Linked DNA regions of Homo sapiens: region 1 is linked to region 2. A link is an interaction called in ENCODE POLR2A ChIA-PET data of the cell type or tissue named here. Cell type or tissue: GM12878. All regions are shown on one strand. Links, peaks and the distances in the headings refer to the core of each region. The heading gives the core; the rest is flanking DNA.

Evidence for each region. ChIA-PET counts read pairs that join two places held together with the same protein. Peaks named below come from ENCODE experiments on the same cell type or tissue, not always from the same donor. Only the 100,000 strongest peaks of a DNase experiment are listed, where the experiment ranks them.
Region 1: POLR2A ChIA-PET joins it to region 2 with 5 read pairs; 2 of 35 experiments call an interaction of 5 or more read pairs at or near these places.

Annotation. Positions count from the first base shown.
Region 1 is chr10:73,758,075-73,763,455 of GRCh38, forward strand. SEC24C (SEC24 homolog C, COPII component) reads left to right here. Exons shown (of 23, transcript NM_198597.3): 4 at 1,548-1,720; 5 at 1,944-2,312; 6 at 2,639-2,775. Among named protein-coding and RNA genes, the nearest start is that of POFUT4, 12 kb to the right of the region's middle. RefSeq lists an enhancer at 1,701-1,800. In GM12878, for the core only: no CTCF peak of the experiment used is centred there; no DNase peak of the experiment used is centred there; H3K4me3 peaks cover 536 bases; H3K27ac peaks cover 2,903 bases.
Region 2 is chr10:73,702,176-73,707,556 of GRCh38, forward strand. It overlaps the pseudogene BMS1P4-AGAP5, the pseudogene BMS1P4 and the pseudogene RNA5SP320. Among named protein-coding and RNA genes, the nearest start is that of AGAP5, 6.8 kb to the left of the region's middle. In GM12878, for the core only: no CTCF peak of the experiment used is centred there; no DNase peak of the experiment used is centred there.

The DNA.
Region 1 (5,381 bases), core at 318-5,317, 56 kb after region 2:
AAATACAAAAATTAGCCAGGCATGATGGTGGGCACCTGTAGTCCCAGCTACTCGGGAGGCTAAGGCAGGAGAATTGCTTGAACCCAGGAGGTGGAGGTTGTGATGGGCCAAGATCGCACCACTGCACTCCAGCCTGGGCGACAGAGTGAGACTCTGTCTCAAAAGAAAAGAAAAGAAAAAAAAAAGTAGAGACAGAGTATAGACCTATTCTTTTGTAATGTTTAGCTAAAAGGGGAGCAAAAGTTTGAGGGGGCTGTGAGGTAATTTGGTTGGATTTTTAAAAAGTTTTTTGAGATATAATTCATATACTGTGCAATTCGTCTGTTTAAAGTGTTTTTGTATATTTAGTGGTTTTTAATATATTGACAGATATGTGCTGTCACAATTTAGTATATTGACAGATATCACTACAGTCAGTTTTAGAACATTTTCATCATCTGAAGAAGAAATACTGCATTCTTTAACTACCCCTGTTTAGCTATTCCCCCATTCCCCTATTCTTCCAACCTTAAGCAACTCCTGATCTACTTTCTGTCTCTAAAGATTTCCCTATTCTGGACTTTTCATTAGAATAGAATCATATACTATGTGATATTTTATAACTGACTTCTTTAATTTAGCATAATATTTTCAAAGTTCAACTATGTTGTAGTGTATATTAGTACTCCATTCCTTTTTGTGGTTAAGTGGTTTTTCATTGTGTAGCTACATGCCACATTTTGTTTATCCATTCTTCTGCTGATAGACATTTGGGATGTTTCCACTATAGTTGGTTTTTGTGTGTGTGTGTGTGTGTGTGAGATGTTTGTATGTTTTTGTGCTGATGGGAATAATCAGAGAGGGAGACACTGAATGGAAAGTATATTGGAAAGACACTGTGGTAGACTGAGGCGGGCAGATTCGTTGAGCTCAGGAGTTTGAGACCAGCCTAGGCAACATGGCGAGACTCCGTATCTATAAAAAATGCGAAAACTAGCCACGCATGGTGGCGTGTGACTTTCGTTTCAGCTACTTGAGAGGCTGAGGTGGGAAGATCAGCTGAGCCTGGAAAGTTGAGGCTGCAATGAGCTGTGATCACACCACTGCACTTCAGCCTGGGTGGCAGAGTGAGACCCTGTCTCAAAAAAAAAAAAAAGCTGGACAATCAATCTGCATTTGTTTGATTTCATATTTATTAAGGTTCATGCATGCTTATGCGTGCCTTCCCTTTCAGTGCTTTCAGGGCTTCAGATTACAAAACTGAAGAGGTTTGTCAAAGAATTGAAGCAGAGGAAGCAGTAATTTAGTTAGCAGAGTAAATAGTACTTGACCTGAAGGTGCTTGGTTTATGTTTGTGGAGTGAGCTTAATGGAAAACAAGATTTGCCATGAATAATCAGGAATATAATTTACCCACAAATATACAAAAGTATGAAGCCATAAAAGAACTCAGGGTGTGAGAGTAAGATGTCACAAAACAATGTAGCTTCCTGTATGATGTGACACTTCTGTAGACTTCAAAGGGTGTCCTGGCCCCACTAGTCACCTCTGCTTGCTTTCTTTTCACAGGCTGCCTGGGTCTCAGCCATTTGGGTCCCCATTGGCCCCTGTGGGCAACCAGCCACCTGTGCTTCAGCCCTATGGCCCTCCCCCGACAAGTGCACAGGTGGCTACGCAGCTGTCTGGAATGCAGATCAGCGGTGCTGTGGCCCCAGCCCCTCCTTCTTCAGGGCTGGGCTTTGGTGAGTGGCTGTGAACACAGGAATGTTACTGTCCCCTGTTCAGAGGCATCAGACTCTGGGGTTATACCTGAATCTCTTTTATTTCCCTTGTATTTCCTGTGCCTCTGAGCCTCAGAAGATGGGACAGTCATATTTGCCCCTCTTGTGTGGAAAGGGAAGTGATATACCGAACAAGGAGGCAGAATGACTGGGCTTTTGACTCTACCTTTATTCTACTTCTCAGGCCCACCAACATCGCTGGCTTCAGCCTCAGGAAGTTTCCCTAACTCTGGTCTGTATGGCTCCTATCCTCAGGGCCAGGCTCCTCCCCTTAGCCAGGCCCAAGGTCATCCTGGGATCCAGACTCCCCAGCGATCTGCCCCATCACAGGCCTCCAGCTTCACACCCCCAGCTTCAGGGGGTCCTCGGCTGCCTTCGATGACTGGTCCACTCCTGCCTGGACAGAGTTTTGGAGGGCCCTCAGTGAGCCAGCCCAACCATGTGTCTTCACCTCCTCAAGCTCTGCCCCCTGGCACCCAGATGACTGGGCCCCTGGGACCACTGCCACCTATGCACTCCCCGCAGCAGCCAGGCTATCAGCCCCAACAAAATGGTGAGTCTTTCCCAAGGTCTGTCTTAGAAGCTAGAGGCTTCAGCTACTCAGGTGGTTTTTGATGTTTTTTATTTGTTTGTTTTTAGTATTACTTGCTAAGTGGTGAATTAGATGGGTAGCTTCAGGGTATTATTCCTAGGATATGGGGTTTGTAAGACATTATTTTTTCTTGTCGTTCTGATAACATGGTATTTTTCTGAATGTCTTTGCCAGGCATTAGTGTGCCTCATAATTCTATGTTTTTAGGAGTCTAGTCATTTTCCTGAGGCCTTAAGAAGAGATAGGGATGGGATTTTGAGTTCATCAACCTTGTGTCCTTGTCTCAGGTTCCTTCGGACCAGCCCGGGGCCCTCAGTCTAATTATGGAGGCCCCTACCCAGCAGCACCCACCTTTGGCAGTCAGCCTGGGCCTCCTCAGCCACTGCCTCCTAAGCGCCTGGACCCTGATGCCATCCCAAGCCCTGTAAGTAGAAACTTTCATGGTCCTGAGGAAGGGTTTGTGTCTGCCAGATAGGCAGGTCAATCTAGATGAAATGTTTGCCTAGCATTTTCTGATAATTTTCCCTTTTTGTTCATCTTCTTGGAGAACTTACATATAATTTGATTCTGAACTGGAACTTGAGGTTCTAGGAGTCTTTTGGGGGGCTGTTTTACTCTATAGCTGGGCAGAGAAGGAAGGGAAACCAAGAGTGAGCAGCAGCACCAGTAGATGTCTGAGGGCTGCACTCTGTCACTACTGTACATACATAGTATAGTAGCCTTTGTCCTTCTGTGGAGCAGTGACTGGGTCTTGTCCCCTTAGATCTAGAAGGATGGCATTCTTCCTAATGGGTAGAGCAGGTGGGAATTCTCTGATGTTAGATGTTAAGAGAAGGAAAGCCTCACTGGTTTCTCTGCTCTTACTTGGACAGTTTTAGGAGGAAGTCCCCAGTACTTTTGTTTGGTAGGCTTCTGCTGTGTGGATGGGGAAGAGTGAACGACAGTTTATGAGGGCAGTGTGTATGTAAAGTCCCACTGGAGAGCTGCTTTTTTCAGGAAGAGGGTGAATTGCACCCTTGGAGCCATCAGAATCCTCAGGCCCTCCTTATCAGACTCAGAATAGAGACTAGGACTGTACTGCCAAGTAGGGGCCACTTTATAGTTCCACCTGTAACATTTGCTATGTCAGTTACCTTGCCATGCTTAGCCATTGTCATATTCCATTCTGTTCTCGTCCCTCTTCCTCCTTTGGGTAACCAACACAGTGAGGGAGCCTGTTGGCCAAGGAGAACTCAAGAGGATTAAGCAGCCTCTCCTTCCTTCCCCCTCCTTCAGTGAGAAGGAGAGTCTGGTTGGACATGAAGGGAGGCTTCTTTCAGCATAAGATAGTCCTTAGAATGGGAGGTTTGGCCTTTTAGGGGGAACACTCCTCTTCTTCTTCCTTAAGGTTTCTTCCATTCAGCCTCAGCCCCTCCCTGTGTAACTCCTGCTTGCCTCCTGTTTGCCCCTTTCCTTATCTTTCTACATCATAGTCTGAGCCATTAAAGCCTCTGTGTTGGGCCAGAAAGACTTGGAATTTCATATCTAGAGGGGGCTTGATTTCAGCAATATGAGCTGGGCTCCAGCTGTTCATGTCTAACTCAACAGGGTTGAGAGAAGTAACATCTGCCTCTTGTTCTTTTGTCTCCCTCCTTGTATTCCCCTGCTGCATTTATTATTAAAACACTAAAAGCAACTCAGTGAGCTGCCTCCTCAGCAGAAAACCAGGCACAGAATAGACCCCGATGCCATTCCTAGTCCAGTAAGTGCAGGGGGTGGGTGTTTGTGCATGTCATTCCTGTGTTAGTGCCATCCATGCATGCCTGTGACCTCATCTTCACCTCATCTACCATGTCCATTCCTCCCCATTCTCTTCCTTTAGCCTAGCCCTTCTAGATACTCACTTATACAAGATAAAAGGATATGCATGCCTCAAGTCACCAGGTAATGAAGAGGTAGCAAGCTGTTTGCCTTGAGTATGGGGTGGTGGAAGGTCAGGCTCTAAGGGTGGGGTCAGGTGGCATGTCAAGCTTTGGCTTTAGTTCTGCTGGCACCTCCAGGAGCCTGCAGGTGATGTATGATGGAAGAGGACAAAGTTGAACGGTAGATCATTCCACTTTGGATTTGATTTGTCTGTAGCCTGTTGTGGAGAAATATTGGAGTAGGAATGTACAGATTCATAGTATCCCAAACTGGCATTTCTTACAGGAGAAGGGACTGCTGGTTTGGGAAAGTGTGGGTGCTTTCTCATCTGAAGAGTCTTTTTGACTCTGATATATTTCTAAGCTTCAACCTTTCTGCTATGGGATAGAGTCTTATTTGCCCTTTGCTTTTTCTGGTTTTCCAAACCCATCTTGAAGTAACTGACCAAAGGTCATTAGCCTGCATAAAGGTCTGAATACCAGCTTTGCAGGTCCTTTATTTTCCTTTGCTGAGTCTGTCAAAATGTGGAGGACTGAGGATTGAGCTATAAGGATTGGGTACTTCTCCTCTCCTCCTATATATACACATTGATGCTTACCTGAAAGTAAGGCAGCATCTGCTTCCTCACCTTACTTGATCATTTCTGGCTGTTTAAATCTCTCCTCACCCTGTCCCTTGTAATTTCATTGAGTGTAGAGTCATTCCAGGTAGATTCATTTTTACGTGGTTACTGTTGTCTGTTTTCCTGCTCTGACTCAGAATGTGTCTTGGGGAGAGGATCGGGGAAGGCATGATGGGGGAGGGGAATGGAATCTAATCATGTTTGAAGGTTTGTGATCAGAGCTGGGGCTTTTCCTGGAATGGGAGGAATGAGAGGGTGTTCACCATTGATGGGGGGTAGGGGGCAATTCATAAAGAAGCCCATTCTCATGTTGCCTGCCCAGCAGGCTGCTGGGAGTGAAAGATTGGCTGCTGTAGAGTGTAAGATTGGCATTACAGCATTTTATATGATCTCCAGAAGGAGAACAGGCCTGGTGTATGAGGTGTTCCTTGGCAAATTTTTAGTTTTTGTGTTACAGCTCTAGCCTTTTTCACTCTTGGCACTCTGGGACCTCACACTTCCTTTTT
Region 2 (5,381 bases), core at 211-5,210:
ACCCAGGCTGGAGTGCAGTGGCACGATCTCGGCTCACTGCAACCTCTGCCTCCTGAGTTCATGTCATTCTCCTGCCTCAGCCTCCTGATTAGCTGGGACTACAGGCACCCGTTACCATGTCCGGCTAATTTTTTGTATTTTTAGTAGAGACGGGGTTTCACTGTGTTAGCCAGGATGTTCTCGGTCTCTTGACTTCGTGATCTGCCCACCTCGGCCTCCCAAAGTCTGGGATTACAGGCGTGAGCCACTGCACCCGGCTAGACTTTAAAAAAAAAAAAACTACTGTGGGAAAAAGGATATTATGTATAGAAAAGTCTACACTTCTTGATACAACTAACTAAAAAAAGCCTGATACACTAAACAAAACCCAAATAATGTCTTCCCTAAAAGTGGGTAACTTGAAAAGCAATTCAAGCAAAAATCAAGGAGTTCAATTATAAATATCAACAAAGTGAAAGATGGGTTTAATTTTTCCCACAAAAAGTTAAAAGAAATAACAGCAGCTTTAGAGGAAGAGGAAAAAATGAGAAAATTATATGCAGTTGCAAAATGTGTGAATATTTACAAACTCTAACATATAACTACAAAACGGACCAGAAGAATCATTATCATAGGAAGCAAAGGGTCATTTCAAAAATCAGAGGAGGGATGATTCATATTTAATTTAATTCTGTGGAAAAAATTTAAGTAACGTTTGAGGACAAAAATAGGTGATGTGTTGAAATGCGGGAAACCACAGTGGAAGGAAAAAGAATTCAAGAAAGCTCAGTTTCAGTAACCAGTATCCAGTAAAAATCCTCAGGACCTAGAGGCTACAATCTACATTAATAGTGTCTGAAGACCTAGAAATGTCATTAAATACCATTTTGGATAATTCTTGTAGACTTGAGATGATGTCTATTTAAAGTTACAAAATAGTGCCCATATTTCTGTATTCATTACAGAAAACAATTGGATATGGAAAAGAAACTAACATGCTATGCCACAATCTCTAAAGAAAGATTAGGGAAGTTTCAGCTTAAAGCAAGAATAATCACAATAAAGTTTTACAACCCTTTGCAAGCATATATGAAAAACATACAAAAAGTTTGTAATGATCTTTTCTTAAGCTAAGAGAACAGAAAAAATGAGAAAAATTAAATTATAAAATGAAACTTTGGTTTAGAGGTAAGAAACATTTGATGACAGTCAAGAGATCAGGGTTGTACAGTGTATTATGTGAATGTTGTGACTCATTGGTTTCATCTTGGATATCATAACTTGACATTTTGTAAAAGTGATTTTTCATGGGAGTTTTTTCAGGTGCCCTATAAAGTCCTGTCCCATGAGAAGCGAATAATAGTCTTCCACATTCTTGAGATATCTTAATGAATAGCATCTTCTACAGTCTTCCATTGTTTTGACCTTGGAGAGACACTCATTAGTGACTGTTAAGGTACCTGAGTTATTAGGTGCCTGTAGACTATGCCCAGTGATATGTGCATTAGGTACATGCTCCCTAGCTGTGCTGACACTGACTGAAGCTGTGAGGTTTCACAATGACATGTCAGCCAAATACATATGCTCAGATTTACCATTTATCAAGAGGTGTTCACACTATCAATTGTGCAATTATCATTCTACACACAGGAGTGATAAACGGAGTAAAAAACCACAGCCATGGATCGGGAGACCAAGGTACCTCCAGAGGAGTCCAGTGGGTCCAGAAGCCCTTTGGATGTTGGTCAGAGGCTCCTCTTGGGCAGAGATCACAGCAGCAGCCAACAGGTCTGGAGAAGTCCTTAGAGTTCTCATGGACAAAGTTTGTGAAGGCATCTTAGACAAGATCTTGTCTTTGCTGGTTTTATGATCCTCTGCAGATGGGTCTATTCTCATTATCTCAGCCACCTTTCACTTCCTATCAGTTCAGTTCAGGTCTCTCATGATCCCAGGCAGCAGTAGTTGTTATCATGTGAGTTCATTCATATATGTTTATCTCTTTGGGGATGGGGGGACAACTTCACTGTGGACTTAATTCTACTGGAGATGAGTGACCCCATTTTAAGACAATAGGATCACAAATTATTATCACATATCATCAGGGCAGACAATAGCTACAACCTGGGGCTGAAAGCAGGTAACTCCATTTATTCTGCAAACATTCTGTCTTGATTATGGTGCCAGTTGCTGTGAGGGATTTCCTTTCCACCACCTGTTTTTCACAAGGTTTGAGTCTGAACTGTTAACATTCTACTGATTTCTGGGTGAAGGGACTGACTGCACCATCCTAGCCTGTCAGAGCACTTGCCCCAATACTTCCACTTTAAGAGTTTTCCACCTTGTCCAGAACTACAGTCCATTAATCCCCTCATTTTCTCTCTTAAGAGAATAAACAGGCCAGGTGCGGTGGCTCACGCCTGTAATCCCAGCACTTTGGGAGGCTGAGGCGGGTGGATCATCTGAGGTCAGGAGTTCGAGACCAGCTTTGCCTACATAGTGAAACCTCGTCTCTACTAAAAAAAAAATCACAAAAATTAGCAGGGCGTGGTGGCAGGCACCTGTAACCCCAGCTACTTGGGAGGCTGAGGCAGGAGAATCCCTTGAACCCGGCAGGCGGAGGTTGCAGTGAGCCAAGACTGTGCCACAGAACTCCAGCCTGGGTGACAGAGTGAGACTCCCTCTCAAAAAAAAAAAAAAAAAAAAGAGAGAGAGAGAACAACCCATGTCAAGTACACACCCACATCCCTCTTATCCCAAATACCAAACACACAAAAATCCAATCTGTCTCCTTCTACCTAAGCAATTGTAGATAGTCACTTTCCCATAATTACCTTAAGCTCCCTGACTTGCTGCTCGTCCTTTCTCTGGCAAAATCTCATCCTTGGATGAGCCCGACTTCGTGTTTGCTCAATGACACCACTCACCTGAACCAGAAAAAAATATCAAAAAGTGGTCAGAGATATCATCATAAATTCAAATTATTTACATAAAAAATTGGCCCTAAATGTTTCCAGAAATCAATAAAAGTTTTGTTTCTCCAAAGACATCATTTCTTCAGAAACCCAACGTGTATAACCTATTTTTTCTATGTTCTTCTAACATTTATTCAACTTCTCTCATCTGATATCTTGCCAAATCATTCAAAGAGAAAATATATCCCATTAGGCAAGAGCCGACCATATTCCCATCACCTGAGAAAATCATATGCACAGGATGCGCCCACCTCACCTTTCTCTGCCTCATCATGTCAGAAAAAGTACCCCTCCATTTGTCACAAGGCAAATCTGAGATAAAAGATTTAGATGGCCTGTAATTCCAGCACTTGGGGAGGCCAATGCAGGCAGATTATTTGAGTCTAAGAGTTCAAAAGAAGCCTAAGCAACTTAGGGAAACTGCATCTCTCAAAAAAATACAAACCATTAGCCTAGCATGGTGGTGTGCTGGCACATGCTTGTAGTCCCAGCTACTCAGGGTGGGGAGCACTGAGGTGGGAGGATCACCTGAGCTGGAAGGTTGTGGCTGCAGTGAGCCATGATCACGTCACTGCACTCCAGCCAGGGCAACAGATATTTTTAAAAGGCTCTTCTCTTTTAAAAATAATCAAATAAACAGGTGGCCATGAGGCTGAGGTGGCTGCAGTGCACTCAATTCCTCCTTAAATAAACCAAAACTTGACTCAGTGTAAATAATAAAAGGAAACTTAAGCTTAACCAGTCAGAAACCACCAACTAATATCTAACTAGAGACTTTCCACTGTAATGTTCCAAATGAGGCCACTGCTCCACTTTACCCAATCAAGTATTTTTTCTTCCACATTCACCATATAAAATTCTTCCCCCACCCTCCCTAAGCCTCTCTGTTGGAACTCTGAGCTGCTTGCAGTCTGGAGCTGCCTAGTTTATACATTTCTGAATGCTCAAATATATTTTCTAATGTTTCAAAGTGGCTCTGGTGTAGGAGGTTGTTGGTGGAGTGACCTGAGAGTGTACAGGAATCGAGGCCATATGAGATCTCTGGACTCTGCACTCCATTTTGCTGTGCACTCAAAACTACTCTAAAATAATAATATATCTTTAAAAATCTATAACTATCACGTAGCCCTTTTCAAGTCTCCAACTGGTTGGAGCCAGTTCGATTAAAGCTCAGAAAAAACTGGTTAATAAGCTAGTTCTGACCCAACTGGCAAGAAGCGTTAGGAAAGACCAAGGCCAGGGGAGTATATTGCACATGCATGCACCAGGAAACTGGAGGAAGCTTGGAGGCCCTTCAGCCTGGTCCTGAGCCCGCTGAAACTGCAGTTACAGGCACAGATGCCTGGGGCACCAATCTGAATCTGCCAACATCCAAGGCCACATGAACACAAATGCGCAGAGTCTCCTCTGCGATCAGTAGCTAAGGATGTTAGGCCATGATTGGACTAGGATGGGAGATGAACTGAGAACTATAGATTCTGTAGGCTTTTGTTGTCTCTTCCCACCCCCAAGCAACAAGTGATGAACACACACACACACACACACACACACACACACACCCACACACACACCCTGTAGTGACTAACAGGATCTCCCTCCAGGGAATTTGCAGAAAGGGGAGCAGAAAACATCCCAGGGGCCTTTCACAGCTACTTCCTTGAGCCCCCTTTCAGACAGTGCTGTCTAGACCTGTCTCAGCCCAAGCATCACCACCCTGATATGCAGAAGCTGGCATCCTTACCTGAAGTTCAACATCAAGAAATGATCTCTTCTACTCAACACTGATAGAAATACCTCTAAGCAACATCCTCATTGGCAGGGGTGGAGTGGGGGAGTTTGTTAAGAAGTGAGGCCTCTGTCTACCACCTAGACAACCTGGAAATTTCCATCTATGCCACAAAGTCCAAATCACTGGCCACTGCCCCAGTGTATGGCAGATTAGAACATCTCTCCATCGGATCTGGGTTTCTATTCCATTGAGTGAAATGGCTTTTCTATTACAGGAACAGAATAAGGGATCAAAAGGGTCTTACAACTGAACTCCAGTGTACAGTCTGCACAGACACTAGGCTTGTGCAAATATGACGCAGCGAGGCCCCAGGACCCTTAAGCCAGCTGAATGTACTGAGTTTCAGGAAACAGTGAGATACATTCAGCAAAACAGTGGGCTTCATGCTGAAAGAAGTCAATCCAAGTAAACACACATCACACACACACACACACACACACACACACACACAGACACCCTAGTGGCCAATAGGTCCTCTCACCAAAAACCTGCGATCAGGAGAGCAGAAAGCCTCCCAGGGCTCCACCACTGCCCTTTCTGGAGCCCCTTATCAGACGGCCAGCCTCAGGACAGCACTGTCTGATCCTGGTCCAGCCCAAACCGCCATCACCCTGTGATGTGGGAGCAGGCCACTTCACCAG